2 separate regions of the Homo sapiens genome follow, and region 2 is linked to region 1. A link is a contact called in ENCODE Hi-C data. All regions are on one chromosome and are shown on one strand. The core of a region is the stretch at or near the end of the contact, and the rest is flanking DNA. Distances in the headings are between cores, read along the strand shown. Region 1 holds the start of SCN5A (sodium voltage-gated channel alpha subunit 5). Region 2 overlaps SCN5A (sodium voltage-gated channel alpha subunit 5).

The links. Hi-C counts contacts between places; a loop is a spot of excess contacts on that map. Pooled maps may share reads with other maps.
Region 2: a loop to region 1 is called in a map of heart right ventricle, with 7 times the contacts of the local background. The contact joins the enhancer-like site here to the promoter of SCN5A in region 1. A Hi-C loop is called at or near these places in 9 of 168 maps with a recorded cell type or tissue (Right ventricle myocardium inferior, cardiac septum, heart left ventricle and 2 more) and 11 of 50 pooled maps.

The regions. Positions count from the first base shown.
Region 1 is chr3:38,646,850-38,653,297 of GRCh38, forward strand. SCN5A (sodium voltage-gated channel alpha subunit 5) reads right to left here and starts at 2,838. Exons shown (of 28, transcript NM_000335.5): 1 at 2,682-2,838. RefSeq lists a silencer at 2,797-2,956.
Region 2 is chr3:38,575,241-38,581,688 of GRCh38, forward strand. It overlaps SCN5A (sodium voltage-gated channel alpha subunit 5), which reads right to left. Exons shown (of 28, transcript NM_000335.5): 17 at 5,691-6,131; 18 at 4,094-4,252; 19 at 1,421-1,541; 20 at 57-211. Among named protein-coding and RNA genes, the nearest start is that of SCN5A, 71 kb to the right of the region's middle. RefSeq lists enhancers at 3,122-6,256, 5,047-5,547. Within about 2 kb of position 4,036, at least 3 of the 41 ENCODE cell types and tissues checked have a DNase peak (open chromatin) inside an H3K27ac peak, as active enhancers do; they include heart left ventricle and heart right ventricle, where a contact is called at or near this core.

The DNA of each region.
Region 1 (6,448 bases), core at 1,588-4,087:
GATGGGACACCATAAGTTCTATTACCTGTGGTAAGCTGCCAGTCGCCTCTCCTTCAATGGAAAGACTTTGCATGGCACCCATGGTCTGAGCTGGGGAGGTGGTATAGTACACAGCAGATATTGACACTTGGGCTCAAACCCAAGTTCTGCTACTTAGAAAATGTGACGGTGTGCAACTATTTAACCTTTCTGGACCACCAGTTTCACCATCTGCAAAACGGCCATTATGATGGTCCCTACCTCTAGGGTTGATGCAAGGATTCAGTGAGATTAACCGTATAAAGCGCTTAGTGCCATGCCTGGCCTGCAGAAAGCACTCAGTGAATGTTAGCTATTTTTAGTAACATTACTGAGGATAAATTCCCAATTCCTGAGCAGAGCTCACAAGGGCCCCCGTGACTGTGACCTTGGCTTTAACTCCGCTCTTCTCTTCCTCACACCATGGGGCCCAACGAATCACTCAACTAATAATTGTGCTGTTTCACTTTTCTGTCTTTTGTACATACTGGTCCTGACAGCTAGACTGCACTGTCCTTGCCTGGAAAACTCCTATTCACCCTTCAAAACCCAGTGTGGAAGGTTATTTTTGTTAGAATAAGATTCTTGACTATTCCGGCCAAAGGTAACCACCTCTCCTGTGAATGGGCTCTGGGGACACACTTCTACCACTGCACACCCTTCCAATAACCTTCCCAAGAGTGAGCATAAGCCAGCCTCCTCTGAACAGAACACAAACTGCAATTTGCCACTGTCCCTGGCTGCCCTCAGGACTCCCTTCTCTTTGGATTGCCTGGGCACCAGCCTCCGCTCTTCTCCCATCCCCAGCTGTCTCTGGTGCTTCCCACTAGTCCTCCAAGCCCAATCTTCATGCTGAGTGAGTCAATACTAGAATTTTTCCAGAGGAGCTTTGATCAACACACAGAGAGGGAGCCGAGCACCTTGGAGCACAGCAGCTGCCCTTGCCACATTGGGCTGAATGCTGGCTCTTGGCACCCCAGGGCCAGTTCCCCTTCTGCTCAGATCCTCCTGGCTCAGTTCTAGGCTTATTTGCCCCACAGAAAGTAGATCTCAAGGTGTCTTCACATTGCGTGGTGCCCCCAATCCACTGATTCTCTAGATGACATTGAATAAGTCCTTGAGCTCCTCTGGGCCTCAGTTTCCCCACTTGTATGATATGGTAGTGATGACATGATTAAAAGTTTAATGAGGCTCTTTTCAGCACAGAGCTGGACACTGTAACATAGAATCTGTGTTCCACACCCTGGCTGTCACCTGACCTCACCCTCTCCATGCTCCTGCAACAGCAGCCTGACCACCCTCATTCCACCTCGCACTCATTACCACCGATTCATATGCACCTGCCCAATTCTAACTGAGTGGAGATGAGGTCAAACAGATGGAGTTGAGGGCAGCGGCAATGGCCTGGGCCCCCAGTAGCTGGGGCCTCTGCTGCTCACGGTCCCACTAGATCCTGAAGGATGGTGGGAACCTGGGAGAGGGCTTGGGATGCCATGGCATGGTGGGGGTCACGTGGTTTGCCATCTGGATGATACTGCCTAGGCTCACTGGGAGACACACCTGGGGTCTCAGCAGGAGGCGAGCAGATGCCTGGGAATGGAACATAGGCCCAGGACCTTAAGAGGAGATAGATCCCATGGCCCGGGGCTGGGCTGAAGGCACTGAGGAGCACAAGAGTGAGTCCTGCACTATCTTAGCCATGGCATCCTGATCTGGCTGTGCTCTGCTCTCCAACAGGTGTTTGCAAGGCAGGCCTACAGCCAGGGACTTGTCCCCAACATCATTTCCCCCCATCCTCATCACCACCACTAACAGTCCCCACACCTCTGGCCCCCACCAGCTCTTGGCCTCTCGGACAAAGCTTGGCACCTCCACTTTCTTCCAGAGCGCCACCAAAGACGATCAAATAACACAGAGGTCGAGAGCCACCTCCCATCAGGGTGCGTGGATCTGTTCCGGCTCAGAGAGAGGAGGGCAGAGAACTCTCTCCAATCTCACCGCAAAGAGATCTCCACCCCTTCGAGAAGCACAGAGATCAGACAGAGGAGATGCGGCCCCTTTAGGGCGTCAAAGGGCACCGAGATCTCTACATGGTCTAAACGCGCAGAGATCTCGTCCCACAGAGAGGACAGCCCCAGCGGACGGTTCCCCCTGGGCCCAGAGAAAGGGGGTGCGTGGCTTCCTCCCCCATATCCAGCCCTGCTCGGTCAGCCCCCGCAAACCCCGCTCTCTGGAACCACATTCATGGCGCGCCTAGTCGCCGCTCTGACCTTGGGGTCTCCGGCCTCCGGTATCCGGGTCCCAATCCCAGACCCTCCCCGAGCCTGCGCCAGGGATGGCCGGGAAGCTGGGGCCGCAGCTCCCCCTCCCCCGGCCCTCGACAGCGCACCGGGAAACCCGGAAGGAAAGGGAAGGGAAGGGGGGCGCACGGTGTTTAGAGACGTCTCCCCCGGGGATACCCTCCAGCCGGGCGGATCTGCGCCCCTTCTCCCCCTCCGGCTCTCTGGGGCACTGATCGGGGAGGGAGCGGCTGGGCGGACCCGGGGCAGGGAGGAGCACGCAGGGACTGGAGGCTTCGGCCCTCGGGGAGGAAAGTTGGGCGGCGGCAGGCGGAGGGGGCTCCGGCCGGGCCAGGGCTGCCGGGCGCGGGGGCACTCGCTCACCTGCTGGTCCCCCGGCCGGGCCCCGGGGTGGGCGGCTGCTGCTTGGCGCGGACTCGGCTCGGCGCGGGGCTCGGGGCACTGGGCGCAGGCTCAGCGGCCCCGGGGGAGCGATCCCTGCATCCTACGGGCGCCGCCGCCGTCTCGGCTCCGCGGCTCTGTTCGGGCTCCCGGGCTGGGCAGGCGGCGCGGGCTCGGGCTGGGGGCGGGGTCGGGGGCGGGGTCGGGGCGGGCCCCGCCTGGGTTCGGCCTGGGGCTTGGGGCCCCGGGCTGGCTCCGCCCCAGAGCGACGCGCCCAGGGCTCCGCACGTGGTGCTCCGCCCGCTCGGAGGGGGGACACACCAGCGCCCGCCGGGGCGCACACTCCCACACTGACCCGGGGGCTCACAGCCACAGACAGCCGCACACGCGGCCGCGGACAGACAGACATAGGCGGGGGTACACACACGGCGACCCGGCGACGCTTCACCACAGATGGCCACCCACGCGGACGCGGACAGGCTCACATTAACAAACACTGGCATACACACCAGCACCCGCCAGAGTATACACACACACACACGCAACCTTGCTGACTTGGGAAGGCTACCAGACACCCACCCACCCACGTGGACACGGGCATACACTGACACTCATGCCGAGACAGACACACGCTGCCATAGGCATACCTGCACTGACACAGACACACACATGCACCCTGAGACAGATACACACCCCCACACACCCACACAGACACAGACAGACACATCATTGACACACACTGACACTGAGGAAGACACTCTGACAAACTTAGACACCCACATGACTTAGACACACATCCACTGACACACTGACACAGAGACACACACACTCACTCGAACCACACTTTCCTGGAGACACACTTAGTGATGCCACAGAAATCTGCACAATGGTACACATCTACCTGAACACACGGACGCACATGCTGACAGAACCAAACACACACCCAGACCCAGAAGCAAGCAGGCAACCAACACAGAGACACCCACACACGCGCGCGCGCAAACACACACACACACATACATATATATACATGTATATACCTCTTTATATATATACTTCCACCCTCTTGAGCCACATACAACCTTCACCTTGACACATGCAGAGCCTGGAGTCACATACTTACACACCCACTGTTTCTCACTCAGAGACATGGTCACAGGCACACACACACGGAGACATACGCTGACAAACAGTTGCTCCCATGCCCATGCCCAGGACCTATGGGGACACACTTCTTGTTTAAACAAAACAGGCCATCAGGGCAACCCGCTTGGGTCCCCTTCCACGCTGTGGAAGCTTTGTTCTTTCCCTCTTCACAATAAATCTTGCGCTTCTAAAAACAAAAACAAAAACAAAACAAAACAACAACAAAAAACAGGCCATCAGCTTTTGCCCACGAAAAAAGTACAGTCATTGGAAGGGATGGTACACTTTTCTGCCACATTTTCAGGGCTCCCAAAAGCAAGAACCGCTCTTAGAGAGCCAAATGGGTGCCAGGGTCTCAGAGGGCACAGAGGTGCTGGGTTTGGGAGCCCAGAGGCTGGGACCTGCTCCTCCATGATGGGGATCTTGAAGAGGTGGGAGGGCAAAGAGGGGGGTGGGGGACAGCGTCCGTTTGCGACCTGGGTGTGGGGCTTCGTTGGACGCCTTAGGTACATACGGAGGGGCTGCTCTGCTTGCAGGAGGGGATCAGTAGGAAAGTCAGTCCACAGGAAAGTTCAGGACATGGGCCTCTCCGGCCCCGAGTTGAGTGGGGTGTCTGGGGTACAGACGGATGGACCACACAGGTCGGCTGCCAGCCTTTAGCGCCTGACGAGCCTCAGGTTGGCTAGCAGCTCCCACTATCGGCCAGAAGGGGAAGTGCAGGCAGTGTCAACGTTTCAACCCACGTGCAGCCGCCTTCCCAGAGTCACACCTACCAGGCAGGAGAGTACAGTAGCAGGAAGGTCCTACCTCCCCTAAGAACTTCCATCACGGGCTTCTCGGCCTCAGAATGAAGCTTCTACTTGCAAACTGACATTGGGTCAAGCAGGAGACAAGGCTAGGATAGAAGCTGCTGGGAGTAGGGGTGGATACCTGCCTCCCTTCCGTCCATATGTAGCAGAAGTGGGGTTTTCACTCTCCTGTTTAGTATTGGGCAACTGGATGTTGCCAGCAGGAGAGGTGGGCTGAGCCTGGTAAGTCTACATGCACCCTGAATTTAAACAGGGGGAGAGAAGCCCAGGGGATGGGGAACCAGAGCTCTGAACCTGTAGAAGTTCATCCATAAAAGCACACCTTGTGGTCCTAGAGAGGCCTCAGAGTGCAGAGACAGGCAACAGGTGTCTGGAGACAGGCACTTCCTACAAAGAGCCCTTGCCAAGATCTTGGCTACTCCCTTCTCTTTGCCAGACCCTATTTAAATTTTTTGTTTTGTTTTGTTTTGTTTTGTTTGAGACGGAGTCTTGCATTGCCTCCAGGGCTGAAGTGCAGTGGCGTGATCTCGGCTCACTGCAACCTCCGCCTCCCCAGTTCAAGCAATCCTCCTGCCTCAGCCTCCTGAGTCTCTGGGATTGCAGGTGCTCGTCACCATGCCCAGCTAATTTTTTGTATTTTTAGTAGAGACGGGGTTTCACCATGTTGGCCAGGCTGGTCTCGAACTCCTGACCTCGTGATTTACCCACCTCGGCCTCCCAAAGTGCTGGGATTACAGGCGTGAGCCACCATGTCTGGCCAACCCTATTTAATTAAAGCAATAACAGGAACATGTTGTCAGCTGTCAGAGATAAATGTTTTTAAAAACTAGTATGTCCTTTATTCGCCCCTCAGTTTCGCCCAGGGTTTGCCTTTACTTTGCCTCAGGTTCAAAGCTGGGTTAACCATATCATTACTCCTCTCTTGTGTTTTTGTTTTATTTCTTCCCCCATCATCACTCCACTGCCATCTCCTTCTCCACACAGGCACCCCTCTAGGAGCTAAAGTAGGTCTTTATGTGCACATCCTTGTAAAACAGGTAGTATTGTTGTTTGTGCATATGCATTTTCTCTTCTAACAGCCCAAAGCTTTTCTTTTTATGTTTTACTTCCATTGAACCTACATAATGGAAAACTGCACAAATCCTAAGTGTTCACTTGAAAGGGTTTTCTGTTGTTGAACACATCCGTGTGAGCAGCACAACACAGAAACCAAACGTTATCAGTACCACAGAAGACCTCTTTGTGCCCCTTTCTGTCACCACCGCTACACCCACCCAGAGTTAACTACTACAGTCACATCGAATTCCCCTTGCTAGTTTTGCCTGGTTTTGATATTTATTTAAACTGGAATTGTATAATAGGAGCTCTTTTGTGTCTGGCTTCTTTTGATCAGCTTTACGCTCATGAGAGTCACATGTTGCTGCTTGTTGTTGTAGTTCATTCATTCTTGTTGCTGTACAGCATCCTATTGTATGCATATACCAGACTTTACCCATTCTACTGCTGATGGGTGTTTGGGTAGTTTCTAGTTTGGGGTTCATGAGTAGCACACCTATGAACATTCTAGTACATAAATTTTGATGAACATATGTACCCATTTCTGCCAGGTACATATTTGGGAGTGGAATTGCTGAGTCATAGGATAATGTGTGTTCGCTTTTAGCAGATGTTGCCAGACAGTTTTCCACAGTGGTTCCACCAGTATTCACTCCACCAGCAGTGAATGCATGCATCCTTTAACACTTAATACTTTTGTCATTTTCATTTTATCTCCTTCAGTGGGTGTGCAGAGGT
Region 2 (6,448 bases), core at 2,786-5,285, 70 kb before region 1:
CCCTCCCCTCCTCCTCCAGCCGTCCCTGCCACAACCCTGCATCCCCAGGAGGGTACCAGCGCTCCACTGCTGAGTAGGATCATGAAGATGATGAATGTCTCGAACCAGCTGTGCTCCACGATGTGGTAGCAGGTCTTGCGCAACCGCCACCAGACCTTCCCTGGGGCCTGTGTGGTGTCCACCGCACAGCAGGGACAGCGCCGGACACAGCCTATGGGAGAGAGTGAGGGTCAGGCCCACCTCAGGGCCTGTGAATGCCCACATCTAATGGCAGAAGGTTGGATGGTTGAAGAGATGACTGAGAGAAAGAGCTACGATGATGGGGGTGGCGAACAGGGCAATATGGTGAGCAGGGCCGTGTGAGCGAGGGCCGTGGGCACCACCCGTGGGGGCCACACGCTCTGCGGGCACTCTTTGAGGAGGATGGATGGACTGAGCACCCAGCGAGTGGGTGAACAGCCTGGCAGGTCTGGGCAGGGACAAGGCTGGGCTGGGATAGGTTCCAGCTTGTCCGCTGCTCATCTGGGAAACTGTCCCCCTGGGAAAATGGTAGGAACTCCTGGGCATTCCCTGGGTCTTCTCCATGTTTGTAGTTTCTGAGCCTTGGGAAGGGCAGATCCCTCAATGAGAGCCCCCATGGATGTGTCACATGGAGGGCAAACTCTCATTTTGTTTTTCTCTTTTTTTGAGATGTTTCACTCTTGTTGCCCAGTGTGGAGTGCAATGGTGCAATCTTGGCTCACTGCAACCTCCGCCTCCCGGGTTCAAGAGATTCTCCTGCCTCAGCCTCCTGAGTAGCTGGGATTACAGGTGCCTGCCAGCGCGCCCAACTAATTTTTTGTGTTTTTAGTAGAGATGGGGTTTCACCATGTTGGCCAGGCTGGTTTTGAACTCCTGACCTCTGGTGATCCACCTGCCTTAGCCTCACAAAGTGGGGATTACAGGTGTGAGCCACCGTGCCGGGCCAAGCTTATTTTATCCCCAGCTCATTTTATCCCCAGCTATCCTCCAAATATACCACCAATCCATAAAAGCTATAGATGCCAATCAACATGGCCACATGTCATCCCTGCCTCAAGGATTTACAGAGGGCCTACTATGTGTCAGGCACCGTGCCAGGGCCTGGTGGTACAGGAGCGAATTAGACCCAGACCCTACTGCTGTTGGGCATACAGTGGTGCCAACACACCACAAATACAGTGTCTCCAGTCCTTGGTGCAGCTGTCCAGCCCAGCACTCCATGGGCAGACACGTCAGGCAGATGGAGGAACCCCCAGGGTCACAGAGGAATGGAGGAGGTGGGCAGATATCTAAGGCAGGGTGTTGGTGCCACGTGGCCCTGGGCTCCAAGGAGCTGCTGGTCCTCCTGTCCCCTCTGGGTGGAACTGAGGCTAGGGCAGAGGGCTGCCCGGGCCATTACCTTCAGTGAAGCAGTCCTCTGGGTCCTTGACATCCTGGCCGAGGTCAGGGATCTGCTCCAGGAGCTCAGCGGTGTTGGTCATGTCTGCTGTGCTGCCCTCGGAGCAACTGTCCTCTGGGGTCTATGGACAGGGGTGTGGGACAGGGTGGGAAAGGGTGTGAGTGTGGGCTGAGTAGCAGCCTTTGGCCTCGAGCCCAGAGTCTGCAGGAGCTTAGGGCTCCCTGAAGGGAGGCAGCATCTTCATGACGCACCCTGGGACCTGCACAGAGCCACTTTTGCCTGTCAGGGCTGGGCCAAGGCTGGACCTCGGGGTTCCCGGGTCTGTGATTCTGGTCTGCTGGAGTCTAAGGCTGGGGTGTGGGGGCTGTGAAAGAGCTCTGGGAAGCCACTGGGGATGGGGACTGCATCTAGCTGGGAGCAAAACGGACATGGGGTAGCAACCTGGACACACAGTGGGACATGGACACATCGTGGTGGTGTGGCACACACAGTGGAAACAGGCATGTCACATCCAGAACAGAGTCAGAACCAGGATCCCGGGCAACACACAGGCAGCAAGGTCAGACCGCAGAGAACAGGCCAGCAACCCCACCCACACATTTTGCGCAGTTCCCGTGGGTTCTGGTGTGCTGGACAGAGCCCGGAGACTGAGAAGGTGATGGAGCCCTCCACTTCCTGTCCTTGCAAGTCTGCTGCCCTGACCTCAATAACTTGATTATAGGGAGGCTACAGAGAGGCATGTGCATGCAGGTGTGCCCTTGTGAGTGTCTGTGTGTGTCACTTGTGGGTGTGGGTGTAAAGGGGTGTTACAGGGGCCACTGTGGGTACCCTGCCCAATTCCACTACATAAGACCACTGCACCCATTCCCAGCCACTTGAATGCTAGCTGCTTAGCTGGCCCTCCTCCAGAAAATCATCTTCAGCTGGGGGACTGCCGTCCCAAGGGGTGGCCGGTGCCCAGCAGCCACTGATACAAGAATACAGAAGGCCAGCCCCTAGCCTTGAGTTGGGGCAATGCTGTGGTGCAATTCATGCCCCAGAGCTCTACTTGGGACAGGATGAGGCTGACTCCAGCTGGAAAGCCTTTCCGTAGCTTCCTTCTTTGCTTCATCCTGTTTCTCTTACTTTCTCCTGAGAACACCCCTCAACAAGTCATTTGCATAGGAATCCCTCTGCTTCTAGGGAACGGTACGTCAGGGGAGGAGTGTCAGTGAAGGAAGAAAATCCATCGTTTGCATCAGGTCAGGTCCAAAGACCCCATCTCCGCTGCCCCCGCCTCACATCATCTCAGGCTCAGGCTCCATTTAGAGAGGGGCTTGTCTGAATTCTTGGGCATGGCTATGCTCCTACAGCTGCCTTCTCTCTTCTCTTTTCCTTTGATGAATCAATCTGCTGATGTCTCAGGGGCTTCTTTTCCATTTTTGAGATCTGTGATGGGAAAGGGGTGGATTCTGGAGGGAAAACAGAGCCTACTGCTCAGAGAAGGTGGATCCTTGGCCAGAGAGGTGAGGCTCAGTCTTTTGTGGTCCCCCATGGCATTGAGGGTTCCTTCCCCTCTCCTCCTAGCTCAGCTGGGGGATGAAAGGAGTTGGGTGATGAAAGGGGCAGGCCAGAGGAGAGCAGCATGCTTATTTTTTCTTTCCAAACACTGGAGCCGTCTGAAGTCCATGGGGCTGTCATGTGAGAGGACACGTTCTCAGGTCCTACTGCAGGTGAGACGAGGGAGTCCCTTTCCCGGGAAAACTCCAGCCTGTTTCTCCTTATATAGGCTCCCCCATGAACTGATTTGAAGAAAGGAAGACTTATAAAATTCATTCAAAGGTTAGCATCCGTGTGAGAGAGCCACTTCTCTCCCATGGCATTTTGCCTCTCTCCTGTGTCTTCCTGTCCCCACATGCCTTCACAGCTCAGACCATCAGGGGAAGAACCGTGATCTGCACAGTCAGGAAGATGACTCCAGTAGGCCCTTGTGCTCCAAAAACTGACCATGCTTGCAAAGCTCACATGGGCCCATCTCACAAAAGAGGAGAAGGCACAAGTGCTGGACGGAGTGAGGTCAAGCTGCAGGACAGTGGCCACCAAGCACTCTGAACACGTGCCCTCCACCTTCCGTGGGCTAGATGTGAGTGAGGCTGGGCGGCTTAGTCAGCAATGCCACAAGCCTTTTGCTCAGGGGTTGCGAACTCCAATGCTTACAGAATCAGGCGGGTAACCTGTTCACCATGTTGGCCAGGCTGATCTCGAACTCCTGACCTCAAGTGATCCACCTGCCTCGGCCTCCCAAAGTATTAAAATTACAGGCGTGAGCCACCGTGCCCAGCCTCCTGAAGTCTTCTTTGGATGGGGAGATTCACAGGACAAACATTTGCCAAACAGGACCAAAACACAGGGATGGAGTATGTGGAGAGGGTGAACACATGGAGGTAGTGGGTTAGTCCTGCATCAGAGTTTGGGACCAGAATTTCCAGAATTTCCCATTGGCCCTGGGCCCTGTACCGTCTCTCCCCTGTCAGGACAGGGATGCCCACCCTCCCCTCTGCAGACTGGTCTTCCACGCTGCCTGTGACAGTGGCTGTGGCTCCCAACAGCAAATGCAGGCATGCACCTCTCACAGCCTGGCTCTGACCCAAGCAGCGGCGCCCAGCTGGCTTCAGGGACAAAGGCATGCATTACCTCACCGCACCCTGGGGCCTGGGGTTCCGCTTTCCACTGCTGCCGCCAGTCGGCCTGAGATGCACTGGCCTCGGCCTCAGAGGAGGCAGTCGCTGACACCTGGCTCCAGGTCCTGGAATCCGGAGGGGCCTCTGGGCCACCGGACACAGGCTGGGATTCCTGCTGAAAAGACCCCAGCCTATGAGCTGAGTCCACACACCCAGCCAGAGGGTCTCCAGGGCCCTGACCCTGGGGGTTTCAGACCCTGCCCATGCATCTGGGGCATTGCCTCCAGCTGTCTTCATGGGGCCTCCATCTCACTGAAGACTCCTCCCTCAAGGGGCCTGAGCAGGCAGGTGGGAGGCTCCTGGTAGGTCCAAGCAAAGGGCCTAGAGACAGGAAGCCCCTGGCCGGCCTGGCATAACTCCCCCTCCCCAGACTCCCTGGAAGGGTGCAGCTGGGCCACGATGCCCAGCTCACAAATGCTGGCCACTGTACTTAGGAAGGTCACACTGACTTCCCTCATGAATCCCTGTGGCACTCCCGGCTTGCGTGCGCGCACGCGCGCGCACACACACACACACACCCCCACACACACCACACACACCCAGGAGCCAGAGTCAATGGGCTCAAGAGAAGGAACAGAGAAGGGAAATGAGAGACAGCCGGAATTCCCCTCCTGTGCTGGAGATCATTGGAAACTGTGGTCCTGGCAACACCAACACTCCCTCTCCCTGAGCAGACATTGCCACTGCCCCGCAACCTGACTTGAAAGGGTGGCCTCTGGGACCACAGGGAGGCAGGAGGATGTGAAACCAAGCCCAGAGCCTTAGATCAAGTTCCACACATGGGGAGCAGCTGCTCTCCACAGCCAGGCCCAGCCAGTGCAGGCCCAGAGGAAGCAGCCAAGATGGGCCTGACTCAACAGGGAGAACACTCCTGGGGGCTTGACCTAAAGCCCTGAGAAGAAGCCATCTGAGCCTGGCTCAGGCCAAGGGAGAACGGAGGGGAGGGGAGGGGTGGGCCCTGCCTGCTTTGTGCAGACTCTGGTCCCAAGTGTTAAAAATAACAGGTTGCGAGATAAGATAGTGCTGTCCCTGACACCTCAGTCTTAGGGATGCTTATTTTTAAATCTCAGAATGAGCCCTGGGTGTGGGAGGAGGGGAAGGGGCAGTCTGGAGGTCAGAAAACCATACTTCTCTTTCGCCAAGACACTCTACCTTGCCAGTCCTGGAGGGGGGACAATGGTCAGTGTGGGAACTGGGGGCTAGAGGCTCTGTTCTAAACTCATGAGGAACACCCAGCAAGTCTCTCTTGCCATGCCTCCGTTTCCCTGTCTGTACAATGAGCTCCCCATGCCCAGCCAGGGCATGAGTGGTGGATAGCAGCCCCTCCCCAGGTCAGCTTCTGGACTGAGTTAGGAAGGGAGGGTTGAGGGCTGGTCTCAGCACCCCTCTGAGAGGCTGGCTGTTGTGGGGAGGGCCTGCCTTCTACCCCTACCCACTGCCAAGGCAGTCTGGGAGGGGAAGCTGCTTTGAGAGAGGCTGGGTGGCCCGGACAGCAGAGCTCTGGGCCCTGTATATGTAGGTGCCTTATACATGCAGGGGTGAGGGCCCACCTGCTTGCTGGACTCCTCCTCCGTGCCCAGGCTGTTCTCCTCATCTTCTTCTTGGTCATCTGTGTCTGACTCGGCCACAGCGATGGGCACACACACGGGCTCTGGATCCCCGGGGGTGCCCTGGCCTGGTTGCTCGCCTTCCTCAAACCGTGTTTCCTTGCGGGTGGGAGGCACCTTCTCCGTCTCTGGGGGTGGCGGGGAGTAGGGGGTGGCAATGCAGCTGGGCAGCTGGCCCTGGGCGGCAAGGGCTGCGGGCTTCTGAGGCCGCTGCCGCAGGAGACCACAGCAGAAATCCCAGGTGGTCCGCTTGACAAAGCGCAGGCCCCTCTGGATGCGGGCCAGGGCCAGCTGGAGGTTGTTCATCTCTCTGTCCTCATCAGGGGCTGTGAGGTTGTCTGCACTGAAGGAGCTGAGCAGCAAGGCCAGGAAGAGATTCAGGACCTGTCGAGATAATGGGTCAGGCTCACCAAGGCACTGCACCATGCCAAGCCATCCAGTCCCAGTTCTATGATGGGGAAACTGAGGCCCAGAGACCTTTAAGACTGCCTGTGACAAACAGCTCCGAGGCTTGAATCCAGGGCCCTGAGCCCTCATCCTAACCCCTCATTTTATTGAATGTGGAAGGTTTGGCTATAAAAGAAAATACAAATTTGAATCCCTCTTTCCAAGGGCCCAGACACAGTCTGAATTGAGGATGTCGTGTCCTGGCTCAGGTTCAATGGGAGAACTATGCGTGCATTCAGTGTCAAAGCGAGGGG